Regions from separate parts of the Homo sapiens genome. Here region 1 is linked to region 2. Evidence: read pairs that join two places in POLR2A ChIA-PET (ENCODE). Cell type or tissue: PC-3. All regions are shown on one strand. Each heading gives the region's core, and the rest is flanking DNA. Links, peaks and the distances in the headings are about the cores only.

What was found. ChIA-PET counts read pairs that join two places held together with the same protein. Peaks named below come from ENCODE experiments on the same cell type or tissue, not always from the same donor. Only the 100,000 strongest peaks of a DNase experiment are listed, where the experiment ranks them.
Region 1: POLR2A ChIA-PET joins it to region 2 with 6 read pairs; 3 of 35 experiments call an interaction of 5 or more read pairs at or near these places.

What each region holds. Positions count from the first base shown.
Region 1 is chr5:96,851,578-96,859,922 of GRCh38, reverse strand. It overlaps a transcript of ERAP1 not described here. Among named protein-coding and RNA genes, the nearest start is that of ERAP2, 21 kb to the left of the region's middle. In PC-3, for the core only: a CTCF peak has its summit at 2,169; a DNase peak (open chromatin) is centred at 4,212; H3K4me3 peaks cover 1,016 bases; H3K27ac peaks cover 4,124 bases.
Region 2 is chr5:97,016,397-97,024,741 of GRCh38, reverse strand. LNPEP (leucyl and cystinyl aminopeptidase) reads right to left here. Exons shown (of 18, transcript NM_005575.3): 14 at 2,258-2,442; 15 at 60-221. Among named protein-coding and RNA genes, the nearest start is that of LIX1-AS1, 53 kb to the left of the region's middle. In PC-3, for the core only: no CTCF peak of the experiment used is centred there; no DNase peak of the experiment used is centred there.

The DNA of each region.
Region 1 (8,345 bases), core at 307-8,306, 160 kb after region 2:
TTTACACCAGCTAGAGGGGATTTTAAATTTCATGTATGAAAAATCTCCCTCAAACATTAACATAGCCTGCTTGGCCTTACTGATGTTATTAGGCTGATGTCAATAGGTCAGAGTCATAGTTGCCAGCCAAAATTAATAATGCCATAAGTACTACTAGGCTTGCTTAGCAGTTAACAAAAACTTTGATATATATTATGTCATTGATCCTCAGAACAATCTCCACAGAAATCAGGGGAGATATTACAGATGAGAAAATAGAAGCCCAGTGAGGTTAAGTGGTTTGCCAAGGTCTTAACAGTGACTAGATGAAAGGCCAAGGCAGGATCTAGCCTCTCAGCTCTGTCCTGGGCATTCCCCACATTGCACTGTGCAGCTTGTGTGACATTGAGGCTCAGATTGCCCCAATTCTGGAAAGATACAAGCAGGGAACCATCCACCTACAGAGGAGAATGGTCTTCTTTGGTTCCGCCAATCTAGTATCCCAGCACAAACGGTCTGGGAGCCTGAGGCAATGCTCTGGGCAACAGAACTGTTCCCTCAACTCAACCTGCACTCGCAGAGCAACAGCGTGTTGGGAACACGAAGGTGAATGTGGCCCCCTGCTGTGTTTGGACTCTGTTTTCCAGGGGGGTTTTTTGGCAGTGTGGAAGGAAGGCTTTCCATTGACAGCCCCAAGTACAGACCAGGATGGACAAGAAGGACACTCCTGTGTCGCCCAGAGACCCAATTCAACAAACTGCACAGACAACTAACAAACGAAGGCCTTGTGCTAATTACTTAGGGGCATGGAAAGGAATAGAACATGTCTGTTGTTCAGTGTGTGTGTGTGTGTGTGTGTGTGTGTGTGTGTGTGTGTGTGTGTATGCATGTGGCAGGGCCTTGGTCTAACATAAGCTTCATCTTTTTCTTTTGGAATTGTAGCAACCAATATCATGCTTTGAAGGAGTAATCTTCAGAGCCAGGGTTCTTGGAACTGTTTTGTGATGTTGTTGGATTTGTGTTTGCCTGTGAATCAAGAACACAGGGAAGTTTTAAAGTGATGAGAATGACTTGCTGATGTTCCACACTGTTCCTCTTCCTTTTTCTCACTTTTATTCCTTTGCTGGGCTTCTATTCTGGACATGACATTTTAGCTACAGTAACTATCTATTTACATACCATGATTAATCTAACCTGGGGACTTCTCTGGGCTCTATAAAGGCAGCAGGTATAACAGGTGCAATGCTGATGGGGTGGAGGGCATTGTCATGCACTCTAACTTCAGTAATGAAGACAAATACTGTCACCCAAATTTAGGGCTCAGAGAAATCTTAGACACATTCAGTATTCTTTGGCATAAATCCCCAAGTTGAATGGCTGTCATTAATCACCAAGTAATTAGTTCAAGGTTATCGGGCACAATTAAAGTGAAGAATAATTTACAATTGGCCAGGCATGGTGGCTCACACCTGTAATTCCAGCACTTTGGGAGGCCAAGGCAGGCAGATCACTTGAGGCCTGGCCAACATGGTGAAACTCTGTCTCTACTAAAAATACAAAAATTAGGTGGGTATGGTGACGGGCACCTGTAATCCCAGCTATTCGGGAAGCTGAGGCAGGAGAATGACTTGAACCCAGGAAGCGGAGGTTGGAGTGAGCCAAGATAGCGCCACTGCACTCTAGCCTGGGCAACAGAGCGAAACTCCATCAAAAAAAAAAAAAAAAAGAAGAAGAACAAGGAGGAGAAGAATAATTTACAATTGTCAACAGTGACTCAATGTTTGCTGTAACCAAATTAATCAGATACAAAATTATCTCCCATTGTGGCTTAACAGCAAAACCATGCTGGTAGAATCCACGGTTCAGCCTCTTTGCCCCTGCAAGCTGCTGTTCATTGAGCTTGCTTTCTCAGGTCCCTGCCACTGCCCTTGCTATATGACCCATTTGGAACATATTTTGAAAACTTGATCTTCATTTTATCCTTTGCACATGATCCTTGGTATTTTCCCTCTGACCCTATTTCTTTTCTTTCTTACCCTCTACCCTGCCCCTAGGATCTGCCATAAAGGGCTGAACACAAAATATGTATGCTCAGTCAGAGTTAGAAAAGCCTGAATACAAAACAGGTTTTCTCACCCAATCTGTAGCTTTTAAATTTAAGGTTATTTTGAAAGTTAATGAGAAGTGATCCTTTATGATGGCTATGGTTCTATCCCTAACTCAAAAGCAAGAGGCATAGATTATAGAGTAGCAATTCAGCATATAGGCTCTGGAGGCAGACTGCCTAGATTTGAAACTCACATCTGTATTTCTTGGCTATGTAACCTTCGGAAAGTCACTTAATTTCTCCATGCTCAGTTTCCTTATCTTTAAAATGGGATTGATGATAATACCCATGCTTTATGTGGTTGCATTTGTAGTTTTTTATTTTTAGCTTTTTATTTTTTTATTAATTTTTATTAATTTTTAGTTTTGTATTTCATCACACAAAAGTACTGAGAGTTTTCTATGGGCAAGGCCTTGTTCTAGATGCTGAGGATAAAATTATCACAAGATGAAGTTCTTTCCTTCAAGATGATCACTTCTTAAGTACTTCACTTAACTAGGGGAAACAGTCAAACAAAAAGGCAACAATAACCCAGTGTGACATGTGTGTGCTAGGAGTAAGACAAGGTAAGAAGCTTTAAGAGCACATAGGATGCTAACCTAACCTGGCCCTGGGAGATCAGGGAAGGCTTCTTTGAAGAAGTGGCATTGATGCTGAGTCCTGAAAGATGAGAAGCAGTTAGCCTGGCAAAGAGTGGAGGTCACATCCTAAGCAAAGAGAAGAGCAGATGCAGAGGGCAGAGGCAGAAGAAAGTATAGGAGACATCTGGGGGAACAGCCAGGGGAGTAGTTCAGTGGAATGACTGTGGTGAGGCATGAACTTGAAAGGTCTACAAAGATGAGGCTCTGAGGTAGGAGCCCAACTGAGGGCATCAGGATGCAGAAAGCCAGACAGGCACCAGGGATCTGGAGAAGAGAAGAAGGGGATAAGTGGGTGGTCTGTGCCCACAAAGTCCAATAAGAGGGAGCAGACAGAGAACCAGCAGAAAAGTGAAATGCGTAAAATATTGATATTTGGATCAGAAAGCCAACAGTGCCAATTTGATATGGTATCAAGTGGGAGAGACCAGTGAAAACAGAGACCCAGTGACAACTATGCCGTAAGTAGGGAGAAGGAAAATGAACTGAGCATAATTGCAGGGGCCAGTCAGGGATCTATGGCCAAAGGCCAGTTAATGGGATGAGGACCCAAAGCCAGAGCAGAAGCAGCCAGAAACAGCAGGAGAATTGATATAAGTAATTACTGAGAACAGTGAACTAGCTCTAGCTCCATAAATGTTCTTAAGGACAGGATGACTGCCAAGATACGACGTAGGGTTTGAATTTGCTGGAAGGAAAGCAGAGGTTGGTGTCAAATAGCTCAAACAGCATTGTACTAAAACATACTTATATCTCAAAAATGCAAATAATTTGTTCCTTTCAAACTAATAGTCAAGTATTTGCTCTCTCTCTCTCTCTCTCTCTCTCTCTCTATATATATATATATATTTTTTTTTTTTTTTTTTTTTTTTTTTTTTTTGAGACGGAGTCTCACCCTGTCACCCAGGCTGGAGTGCAATGGTGCAATCTTGGCTCACTGCAATCTCCGCCTCCCGGGTTCAAATAATTCTCCTGCCTCAGCCTCCCGAGTAGCTAGGATTACAGGCATCTGCCACCACGTCCAGCTAATTTTTGTATTTTTAATACAGACGGGGTTTCACCACGTTAGCCAGGCTGGTCTCGAAGTCCTGACCTCATAATCTGCCCGCCTGGGCCTCCCTAAAGGGGTGGGATTACAGACATGAGCCACTGTGTCCGGCCTGCTCAAAATATATTTATAGGAAAGATCGACTATTGCATGTGACTAAAAGAGAATAATCTTTCTTCTGTGTGTCCCAGCAATTTGGTCGTGGCCACACACAGTCATTCCCAACATTGCAGTTAACAAGGCTCACACATACACATATGTGTGTGCATGTGTATGTGTGTATATACTTGCATAAATTATTTGAGAACTGAAAATTCCCTTCTCCTACATCTTTCTATTCCCTTTTACCTACAAGACCAACAGGGAGATGTCTTGGGACTCAGATTCACTCTTGACTGTGAAATCAGATCTAAAAATGACTCAGGCTGTCAAGTAAGTGGGAGAGAAGTGGAAATGATCCAACGGTGGCCAAAGTTCCGCTGCAATTGCCTCTGACGGTTAGCTAGTTTTCAAAATGCCATCGCCCTTTTCTTTGGAGCAAAGTTCCTGGTTTCTGTAAGTCATGGAAAGGAACAGACAGTCTTCACTGTAAAATCACAGAGTTCTATGCAATCGCTGGTGAAGCTCCACAGAGAATGTTCATCTGGTTCCACTGCTGCCCACCCACCTGGGTTTTTTTTCTTTTCTCCAAAGTTTTTCTGCTACAAAATTGTCTCCAGTGTGAGATATAGACAATGTATCCTGTGAAAGTAGTTTCAACAGAATCTCTGTTTACATTCTTAGAGCTCAATTTCATGGATATTTATTCAACTCTGCAACAATCTAGTCTTTTAGAACATTCCTTATCATTAATCGAAAGTGTTTTTTAATAGGAAATAAGGGTTACATTTGTTGTCATTATAATAATGATGCAATCATAGTCTGTTCTCCCATAATGTGTTTCTTTAATGTTAATTATCTCTACCATGACTGGTAAAGAGGAGGCTGAGGTCAGTGGAAGTTATGTGGGTTTATGCAATTTCCCCCAACATGCTAATGTTTTAAACCCATTATAGTCAAGCTTTCTTACTAATAGAGAAAAAACTTCATAATATATTAAGACTTTAAGATAAAACCTATATAATCTGCAGAAATGCCTTTCATTTGTGTAAAATGTGACTTATTTAGTGGTTTGAAAAACTGCTAGATTTTCTATATGTTAAGCTCTTTGGGGAGTTTCAAGAAAAGATGAAGCCTGAAGATATTTCTCTCATGTTAAAAAGAAAATTAATGATTAAAAAGGCTACCCTTGGATAGTATTTTAAGTTTTGGTTAAACTTCTTTCTATAGAAGTGACTGTTTCAAGGACATTCATTTTAAAAGAAAAATAAAGCATGACTCCATGGTAAAAGGCCACAAGGGTTGGAATGACTGAAATTTTATGGCAAATGCCCATGGAAATTGAACCATAATAGCATAATTTCTTATTAGGATTCTAACTGTTTGTGTTAGAGTCTTGATTTCAAACCTGTATTGGATTTAAATATCTTATTATTAATGCATTTTTCCCAAAGACCCTATTATTTTTAGTGTGCAATTTTTCCAAAATGTGAAGTTTTCTGGGGACACACATGGTATCATTGTAAGATGCCTATACTTGGCATTTGAACAAATAAGACAAAAATAAAAATTAAGAGTGCTCAGAGGTTTTTTTTTTGTTGTTTGTTTGTTTTTTCACATTGGCCTTCAATGATTTGAGTGCATAGACCTGCTCAAAGTGATTCATTTATACATCCAAGTTAAATTATGGACTGCAGACCAGTTCAAGTATGTTTACATACTTGAGGTATCTATTGAATCATAAACATAGTACTAATTTGCAACATTGACTGCAGTCTCATAATGACATTTGCCAGATAGACACTGCTAAGTGGTGTCTTTGCATGATCATCTCATTTGATTCTCATAAGAGATTTAGGAGGTTGATACTATTATCCATATTTTATAGATAAGGAAACTAAAGTAATTAGCTCGATAACATAGCTGTGTGTGTGTGTGTTTGTGTTTATTCAAGATTTGGGAGGGAAGGCAATGGTTAGAACAAGGTTATTTGACTCAGAACAAAGTCAGAAATGGCTGCATTCACAGATTTCTTTCACTGAGGTGACATCTTTCAAAACCCATCTTTTACCTGTCCTTTATAAATGAATGTTTCTTCCTCTGTGGGCACAAATGCAATTGCTATCACTGTTAAGAGCATGTATTATTTTGTTCACTTTTCTAAGGTGCAGAAAAGTCCTCATGCTTCTTTTTTTTTTTTTAGAACTTTTAAATAGCCTAAGGTTGATTGATCATACTTGTAACTGTGTCTTCTACTACCTTAGGTACTCGCTCACAAAACACATTTAAAATACTACATGAAGTGGGTGATCTTTCCAAAGCCACAGTTCACTGTGAGTTCCAAATTCTCATCTGCCACTGGCCTGTGTGCAAAATGAGTTTTGCCTTTTTAAGTTTGTTCCCTATTCTATGATGTGAATAAATACACATCATAAAACCCTTCCTGGGAGAAGATGAGTTCATTGAGCCAAATTAAGTTGATTGTAGCTGTCCTCTTACCTAAGAGCTGCTTTTATATCTCCCAGTTCTAGACATTTGTTCATCTGTACACACTTCTAACTAGAGATAAGTATATAAGGCATTGATATTGACTTTTGGAATAATGCTTTTGAAGTCGGTAGTGTACCTAAGGCAGGTTTGGCCTCTCTGTCCTGGAATCATAGAATTAGATTTACCTGCAGACTTCTCATCTCTTTCCACTATAGTCTAGATCCTGTTCTTTCCTTCTTCTGCCCTCAGGTTGCTTCAAACTGGGGCAGAGAGCAAACAACCTCTCCCCTGGGATCAGGGGCTACAATATTATCTTTAGAGAATAAAGTTTGGCTATTCCTTTGTCAGTAGGTTTTTGGACCTAAAGGCTCATTTATTCTTTCTGTTTTAGCAGAGTCTCTGGCCTTGATCCCTTATGTGCCTAATTCTGCATTTGTTGAATAAATGGACAAGTGCATGTCCTGCCAGCTCAGTCCAGTCTCCCAAGCCTGCCCCTGGAGTGAATCCAGGGGCATGATTTCTAGCAACCCAAGAGAAGGGTTTTAATAAAATGTCTGAGAAAATCAAATTTAAAGTCGTCTACAGTCTACTTGTCACTTTGCCTCATTGTGGGTAGAGTACACTCATTTTTCATGGTGGATGAATCATAAGTTAATTTAAAACAGTTTAGCCATGAAAATTCCTGTAGCATGTGCAGAAGTAAGATTAAATTTAAGGCAATAATAATTCCCTGCCAAGAGAAAATGAATATATTCATCAACGTACTTCATTTGAAAAGTAATTGAGTCACCATTTCTATTCACATTACCATCTGAACATTGTAAAGCTAAATTTAAAACTACGGGATTTTAAAATGATTTTTTGAAAAGTCTATTTTAATTGTCAGCCTTGAATATAGGACTTCGCATCTAAAATCTTGTTCTTTCAAAAGTAGGAAAGTACTAAATTTATGGAAAATTATACCATTTTTGTTATTGTTAAATAGGGAGACTATATCCTGCCCTTAAATTTTAACTAGAAAATGTGGGGAATGGAATTTTTAAAAACATTTCTTTCAAATCAAACCTAAGAACGTACTTTCCTAGGCTAGAAACCTAGATGTGTAAAAATTGTATTTAAATTTTCTTTTCTATGTCTGACTTCTACTTTGAGGCCCAAAGCCACCTGCTGATGGAGACATCAGGGTTTCTGTACTACCTGGAGGTGGGGAGGGCACTGAATATTACACACAGATGGGAGAGGTTGGAGACACGGATCTGTCCACACTCAGCATTTGTCCATGTTAGCATCCTTTCTCATAAAAACAATATTTTATCTATGTCATTTCTGCCAGATTTCATGATCCTGAGTATATAAGGCCAAAACATTTTTTAATAATAACATTTAAATCATAATAAAATGTAAAAATAATAGAAGTGGGTGTTTAGAAGTGAATCAAGTTTAAGCTTTTCCCACAGAGTAAGTTTGTTGAATGAATGAGTGAATGAGTGAATGCCTTAATTACCACGCTTTTTGGGGTTGGGGGCTATTTGCCCCTCTCTCCACATGACAGAACTGCTCTAAGTTTCTTTGCTGCTCTTCTCAGCTGTCAGACGGCTTGCTGCTTGTTTTCCACACCACCATGTCTATTCTGTGCTGTCCTTTACTCTGCCTGTTTTTTTCCTTTTGTATTTCTTCTGGCTCTTGTCCCTTTTCCCACGTGTCTCAGCTTTCCTTTATTGCCACTTTCAGTCAGAGCAGTCCTGTGCTTCTGGTGCCGGCATACAATACTTACTTGAGTTTCTTGGCTTTTCTTGACTGTGCATCTCTTACTTCAACATAGGAATAGCCTGTCATAGAATTTCTCCAGTTCCAGGGCTCAAGAGGGAGAGTGCCAGAAAATTGAGACTGTTTTCCCTGTCTTGGATTGAATTCATAAAGCAAAACCAGTGTTTGTGTGAGGGTTTGCTGTGTCATGCCTATAGGTTGTTTGGGTGCAAACCTA
Region 2 (8,345 bases), core at 246-8,245:
GAGCACAGTGTTTGTATTCTTTTGGTTTCTGTATATCATATTCCTCGGTGATTTCATACCAGTAAAGCTTCCGCACATCCTCTGAGCTGGCAAGTGCTTCTAGTATTTTGTTCTTCTCTGCTTCAGAGCCTATAGAAATGTATTTGCCCAAAAGGAATGACCAGCCTTTGTCAGTTTTTGCTCCAACTTTGAACACAGTTGTCATGACATCAGTAGGTAGGCTGTAAGAGAGGTGGTCAAACATGAGAATAACAAGAAAATATTCTGAATACAAAGGCGAAGAGTTGGCTGTGGTGGAGTTTCTGGTGTGAGGGTTGGTAATAATAACAAGTTTGAGTACACAATTTAGGGTTGAGAAAAAGTTTAATTCAGTGACTGCTATCTTCCTAGTAGTGTGTCTATGGATACATCAGTTCAATTTAATATTCACAGAGTACTCACAAAGAACCAGGCAGGCGACTGGCTGGACACTAGGGAGCGGAAAAGGAATGAGAGCCTCTGTCCTCTGAGAACTCACAGGCTACTACGAAGTATAGAGCAATAACTATATGCATTACAATTCAGTGTGATAAGTTTCATGGTAGAACTATAGCAGTAAATGGGGTGCAGGGAGAAAACACAGTCTACTGCCTTTATTAAGATCTCAGAGCTGGGAAAGACCTCAAAACGTTATCCAAATCCTCCACCCCAACTCTTCATCTGATGCTTGAATCTTCTCTCCATAATGCACGGTAAGGAGCTGGAGAGAACTAATTACCCCCAAAAGCTTTTCTGTTAACTGCTAACTCTACCTGCTATGTTTTATTTCTAAATTAAGAGACTTGTTTATCACCTCACACCCATTAGGATGGCTGCTATCAAAAACCCAGAAAATGGCAAGTGTTGGCAAGGATGTAGAGAAATTGGAATGATGGTGCAGCTGCTGTAGAAAACAATATGGCAGTTCCTCAAAAAATTAAAATTAGAATTACCATATGATCCAGCAATACTACTTCCAGGTGTATTTCCAAAAGAATTGAAAGCAGGGTCTCTAGGAGATATTTGCACACCAATGTTCATGGCATTATTATTCACAATAGCTAAAAGGTACAAGCAGCACAAAGGTCTATCCAGGAATGAATGGATAAACAAAATGTGGTATATACATACAATGGAAAATTATTCAGCCTTTAAAAAGAAAGAAATTTTAGCCAGGTATGGTGGCTCATGCCTATAATCCCAGCACTTTGGGAGGCCTAGGTGGGCAGATTTTCTGAGGTCAGGAGTTCAAGACCAGCCTGGCTAACATGGTGAAACCCCGTCTCTACTAAATATACAAAAATTAGCCAGGTGTGGTGGCGGATGCCTGTAATCCCAGCTACTCCGGATACTGGGGCAGGAGAATCAATGGAACCCGAGAAGTGGAGGTTGCAATGAGCTGAGATCGCGCCACTGCACTCCAGCCTGGGTGACAGAGCAAGACTCCATCTCCAAAAAAAAGAAAAGAAAGAAAGAAAGAAATTTTAATGCATGCTACAACATGGAAGAACCTTGAAGACGTTATGGTAAATGAAATGAGCCAGTCACAAAAAAGCAAATTCTATATGACTTTACTTATATGAGATATACAGTGTAGTCAACCTCACAAAAACAGGAAGTAGAATAGTGGTTACCAGGGGCTGGTGGGGAGAGGGAGTGAGGAATTATTCAATGGGTACAGAGTTTCAGTTTTGCAAGATGTAAAAGTTCTGAAAATATAGTACACAATAATGTGAATATGCTTAACACTACTGAACTGTACAGTAAAAAATGGTTAAGACAGTAAATTTTATGTTATGTGTATTTTACCACAATTTTTTAAAAAGTCTTGTTTGACACCGCATGTTCTCACTCATAGGTGGGAATTGAACAATGAGAACACATGGACACAGGAAGGGGAACATCACACTCTGGGGACTGTTGTGGGGTGGGGGGAGGGGGGAGGGATAGCATTAGGAGATATACCTAATGCTAAATGACGAGTTAATGGGTGCAGCACACCAGCATGGCACATGTATACGTATGTAACTAACCTGCACATTGTGCACATGTACCCTAAAACTTAAAGTATAATAAAAAAAAAAAAAGTCTTGTTTGAGAATGCAGATACATAGAGTTCACCTACACTGACACTCAGTTTTATAACATTTATGATCCAGGATGAGAATACCCTGGATACTGTATATGATGTGAAATAAAGAAAAAGAAGATAATTCATCTGAGTAGAGGTATACTTCACCTTTGAGTTCCATTGGATGCCATCCAGTCATCAAACAGTTTCATGGCAGTAGTAGAGCAGTTCCCCAGGTTGTGGGTGCAAGCAAACTCTAGCAGGGCTGACCGAAGCTCTCGCATAGATGGAGTGCCCTCATCAGTCCAAGTTTGTTGTTGAATTTGGTTTTGAAGTAATTTAAATACCCTAGTCTAGAGAGACAAAATAGATTATAATGGCTTCATAATAATTAGGACAATCAGAAAAAAAACAGGACAATTACAGCCAGGTGCAGTGTCTCGTGCCTGTAATCCCAGCACGTTGGGAAGCTGGGGCGGGCAGATCACCTGAGGTCAGGAGTTTGAGACCATCCTGGCCAACACGGTGAAACGACATCTGTAGAAAATACAAAAATTAGGCAGGCATGATGGTCGTGCCTGTAATCCCAGCTACTCAGGAGGCTGAGGCAGGAGAAACACTTGAACCCAGGAGGTGGAGGTTGCAGTGAGCTGAGATAGCATCATTGCATGCCAGTCTGGGCAACAGAGCAAGACTCTGCCTCAAAAAAAAAAAAAAAAAAAAAAAAAACAAAAGACAAAAAACAAAAAAAACCCCAGGACAATTAGATCTCTTTTCCCCAACATTTATCCAATGAGGAAAAAAAAAGGCATAGATATTACTCATTAAATATCAACTGACATATGAAACCCACATACGGCTGGGATGAAACCATTCAATAATAAGGCTATGCATAAGGCTGCTATAGCTAAGGGGGACTTTTAGTGATGTTAACTCAGAAAAAAATTAATGACTTCTGTGCAGTAGGGAACCTTTATGCTGCATATACTCAGCTAGAAGTTATTTTCCTGCCAAAAAGTATCACTTATAACCACTGCTGGAAGGATGTCAGGACTTCCTGACCTTGTGACTTTACAATCTATAAACCTATAAAGCAATGAAAGAAAAATAAACTTCTTTATTGATAGTTAATGTTTAAATGTTTCTCAATCCAATATTAAAGGTATATTTAACATTATTAACTAGTTTGATGTTATAACAAATTAACCAAATTAGCAAGAAAATGAGACCTGCAGGGAAGAATAGTTGTTTATAGCTTATTTTTTCTCCTAAGTTTTTATTTAAAGAACTTTCAAACCTACAAAAAAAGATAGTACAACACCCATACACTGTTCATCTAGATTCAACAGTTTTTTAACACTCTGACACTTGCTTCATTTTCAAGTGTGTATAACACACATACGCACACATGTTTTTCTTGTTTTAGCTGAACAATATAAAAGTGATATACAGATACGATATTTCATTTATAAATACTTTGGCATGCAACTCACAGATATCAGAACATTCTCTTACAGAACCATAATACCTTATCACACTGAAGAAAACTAATAGTTATTCATTAATATCATCCAATCTAGTCCATTGGTATTGGCTGTCATTGCTAAACGTATACTTGCGGTATTAAGGTACTAACAGACGCCTTTTTCATCTCTCTCCAAAATAAAAACACCAAACCTGTTAATACCATGTCGAAGTATTTCCATTCTGCAAGTTGTGCATGGCGGGTGGGGGGTGAGGGCACATGATATTTTAAAAAGCATCATATGCAATATGCTTTTATGAATACCACTAGAAAGAATAAAAATTCTGATATAAAAAATGTTTTTAGGTATTCTTTTTTTTGTTTTTGAGATGGAGTCTTGCTCAGTTGCCCAGGCTGGAATGCAGTGGTGCGATCTCAGCTCACTGCAAGCTCTGCCTCCCAGGTTCACGTCATTCTCCTGCTTCAGCCTCCCGAGTAGCTGGGACTACAAGCGCCCGCCACCACATCCGGCTAATTTTTTTGTATTTTTAGTAGAGACAGGGTTTCACCATGTTAGTCAGGATGGCTCTATCTCCTGACCTCGTGATCCACCTGCCTCGGCCTCCCAAAGTGCTGGGATTACGGGCGTGAGCCACCATACCTGGCCGTTTTTAGGTATTCTTTAGAAAACCTTCATGGCTACATAAGAAGGACCAAAATGAAAAAAATTCAACAGATACCCCCTCTGAAGGAATAAGCACAGGAAGATTTCTTCCTGCTGGTACTTCTTTACCTCCACCACCATCGTGGCATCTCATCTCAAGTAATCATGTACCACAGATGACCACAAGCAAAACCCTTAACTTCAGAAGTTTAGCTCAAGTTCTTCACAGAACATTGCTTTCTTCCTTTCTTTTAGGTATTGACAGTGAGTACCACTGAGTACCACTGTCAATACCTAAAATGAATCCTATTTGGAAATTTTTAAACTATTAAGACCATTATCCTAGCAATGACTTACTGTGAATAAGCATCTTGTGGAGTTGAATATGAGAATAGAAAAAAAGAATCTGCAAGGAAAAGAACTCAAGGTTTGTATAACATGTCAACTCGCTTGTGTTTGTTTCAAAAGCAATGAAACACAGAACAGACACCTTGTGGAATGTGTAAGTGGTAAAGCTTTTGAGTCACTGGGAGGACATGAAGTAGAAAAATACTTGCTACGCTGACGATGCAAGGAACGGACAAGCAATGCAGGGGATCCCACTTGACATACCTAACTGCATTGTTATGTGGTGTCTTCACTGGCCTTACCTTCTCAATAGCATTATGATAGAAAACCATTCCAAATGACTGGAGAACAAAAGAAATTCAAATCCTACTCATAACTGTCAAATAGGAACAAATGAAGAATGTGAGAAAAAAAATCACATGCTTGAAATCTTATTTAAAAAAAAAATCAGTGAAGAACAATGGCAATACTCATTGAGAGTTTACTAAAACACAAAGGCAGCAATGGAAAGAATGGCACTTGAAGTCCTGGAAGCAAAGGAAATCTGACACTTGAAGATGGCTGTGGCTAATTCCTGAGCAGTTACACCACCGAATTACAGGGAGCAATTTTACTAGTTAGTCTCCATATGAAATCATTAAGGCAAGTTCTCAAAATAGTTGTTTAAATGTATTTCAAATTATAACATAATAAAGTAAAACATTTTAAGAAAGAATAATTATATTATTAGAAAAATCCTGTTACAAAATATCATTTTTATAAGTAATCCAGGTTTATTTTTAATATTAATTAATATTAATGAGGCATAGCATGTGCTTCAAATTACCTTTCCCTTTTAGAAATAAAATGAAATGTTTTTCTAAGGATCCAAATTAATTTTTTTGAAATTTAAGCTCTTTCAACAATAGAATGCAACTCTATGATTTTACAAAGTGAAATGGCAAGTGGAGAGAGGAAATAAATTGATGGGTTATACAAGCTACAAACACTGGATTTGTAATAAAATGCAATAACAACAATATAAAATTATTTTAAAAATAAAACAGGGAAAGATGCTAGCACTTATGTTGTATATTACATTTTGATTTACTGCTTTAATTTTACACTGATATGCCCAGGGAGTTCTTTCCTGGGTCAACTGAGTTTCTTAAAAGTGAAATGTCAGTTTTTATTGCAAAAGGTTTATCCCACCAATGCCTCATATGTAAAAGAATGACAGATTTGTAAGTGATAAAACAGGAATATGGCTAGGATCAGATGTTAACATCAGATGTGAACAATTTAACACAATTGAAATGTGCCTCCAGACCCTACCCATCACAACACTACAGCATCACAAAATGCAGCATATGTCATGTGCAGCCTACATAACAAAATGACCAATAAATGTACATAATGCTTTGGTTCCAATGATATAGAAGTTAATTAGAAATCAGTCTTAGACAGTAATACATTTGAACGTCATATCCAAGGATTCATAAATGTCTCCTATCCCAATTCCTAACTGTAGAATGTCAGATTTCCTAGTTTGAGAGTATTGATGCTACCAGAATTTTCACCCTAATATTAGAATAAGAATGTTAAAGTGACACATTCTCCCTCTTGGTGAGCTAAAGTTAACTGGGCTTTTAGCTAACCATGTGAAGACACACAGCAGTAAAAGGGCGTCCAATCTTGGAAACACATACTAAGTCTTCTGCCCTTCCTCTCTATCCATCAGTCCCTAGATCCCTCCTTGAAGTATGTTCCTAATAAACACATATCTGCCCAGAAAGCTGGAAATCATCTGGGATGAAGATGCAGTTCAAAGAAGAGGTAAGTATCAAGTGCTTCTTGAGCACTAAGCTATAAACAGAGTTAACAGAGAGGCAAGCAGAAGACTGACTTCTGCCATTATGAAGTTTAACTGGGCAGCTTCAGAGTCGGGAGATATTCTGCCTCCTCACAGGGTATATTCAGAACTAACATTGCCCTTTAATAGTGAAAAAAAGTGAGTGATATGCACTAATCTTATTTATTGCTACCTGTACTAGGTTGAATAGTATCCCCTCAAATTTTGTGTCTGCCTGGGACCTATGAATATGACCTCATTTAGGAATAGGGTCTTTGCAGGTACAATCAAGTTAAGATGAGGTCATACTGGATTATGGTGGGCCTTAATCTAAGAATGGGGCAATTTGGGCACAGAAACACAGGGAGAACACTGTGTTGACAGAGACAAAGGCCACGGTTAGTCACCTACATGCCCAGGAATACCAAGGATTACTGGCAATCACTTGAAGTTAGGAGAGGGGAATGGAACAGATTCTTCCTCAGAAGGAGCAAACCTTACTCTGCCAATACCTTGATTTTGGCCTTCTGGCTTCCAGAACTATGAGAGAATAAATTTCTGTTATTTTAAGACATCAAGTTTGCAATAACTTGTTTTAATAGCCCTAGAAAATTAATATACTACCCCAAATGGTGTTGATATCATACTAATTACCTCAAACATAATTCTATGCAATAAAATATACTGGTCCTGGGGATAACTGGATATCCATACTGAAAAGAATGAATCTTGGTGTCTACCTCACACCATCCACAAAAATCAATTCCAGATGGATCACAGATCTAAATGTAAAGGATAAAATGATAAAGTTTTCAGAAGAGAACAGAGAATATCTAGGGGTAGGAAAAGATTTCATAAGCTAGATTACATTAAAATTTAAAACTCATATTAATAAAAAATCATTAAGAGAGTAAAAAAAAGCAAGATGGAGTGGGAGAAGATATTTGCAAATATACATGACCAACAAAAGATTCATATCTAGGATATATACAGAACTCTTACAAATCAACAAGAAAAAGGCAGACGATTTAATAGAAAAATAAGCAAAAGATGGGCATTTTACAAAAGAACATCTAATGGTCAATACATATATCAAAAAGAAAATCATCTTCACATCAGTAGAAAAATGTAAATTCAAGTCAAAATTGCAGTACCACTATGCACCTATCCACATGGCTAAAATAAAAAAGATTTAGTGTGAATGATAATCATCAGAAAAGATCTAGAGCACCTAGAATTCTCATATACTGCTAAGTGTAAATTGGTACAACTTTGAAGAACTATTTGATAGTACACTATTAACTATGCATGTGTTATGACTCAATAATCCCATTTCCAGACATATATCCCATAGAAATGCATAAAGACATTCATCGAAGACATCATAGCAGTGCTATTCATGATAGCTCCAAACTACAAATAACGCAAATGTCTATCAACAATAGCTGAACTGGTTAACTAATGGCCAATCTCTTTACTACACTAACACTAGAAAGTCGATATTGGATTCCCAGTTTGCCCTAAAGAGATGAGTAAGCTATTTGCATACTTCTTGGAAAGGCACATAAATATTGTTTTAAAAAGTCATTATTAGCATTTTAGATATAAAAAAAATCTCTTAAGTTGACAATTTCATTTTTAGGAGAACAACTAGATGTGGGCCAGTCACTTGAAACCTTAAATATATGGTCTGCAAGCTTTTCAAAAGAATATGACAAGAAGAAAGCTTTAATTTTTCTAAAGGTATCCTGGAAAGACGACGTTGCTAGGACACAAATTGATTTTACAAATAGCAATATAACAGAAACAGAAGTCTTTGGAGTGAAATTTATCTGGGTTTGAATTTCAGCTTTATCACTTACTAGGTAAGTGACTTTAAAGAAGCTATTCCGTCTCCTCGTTTATTTAATGGGGGTAGAAATATCTACCTTGGCACTGTGTGATAATT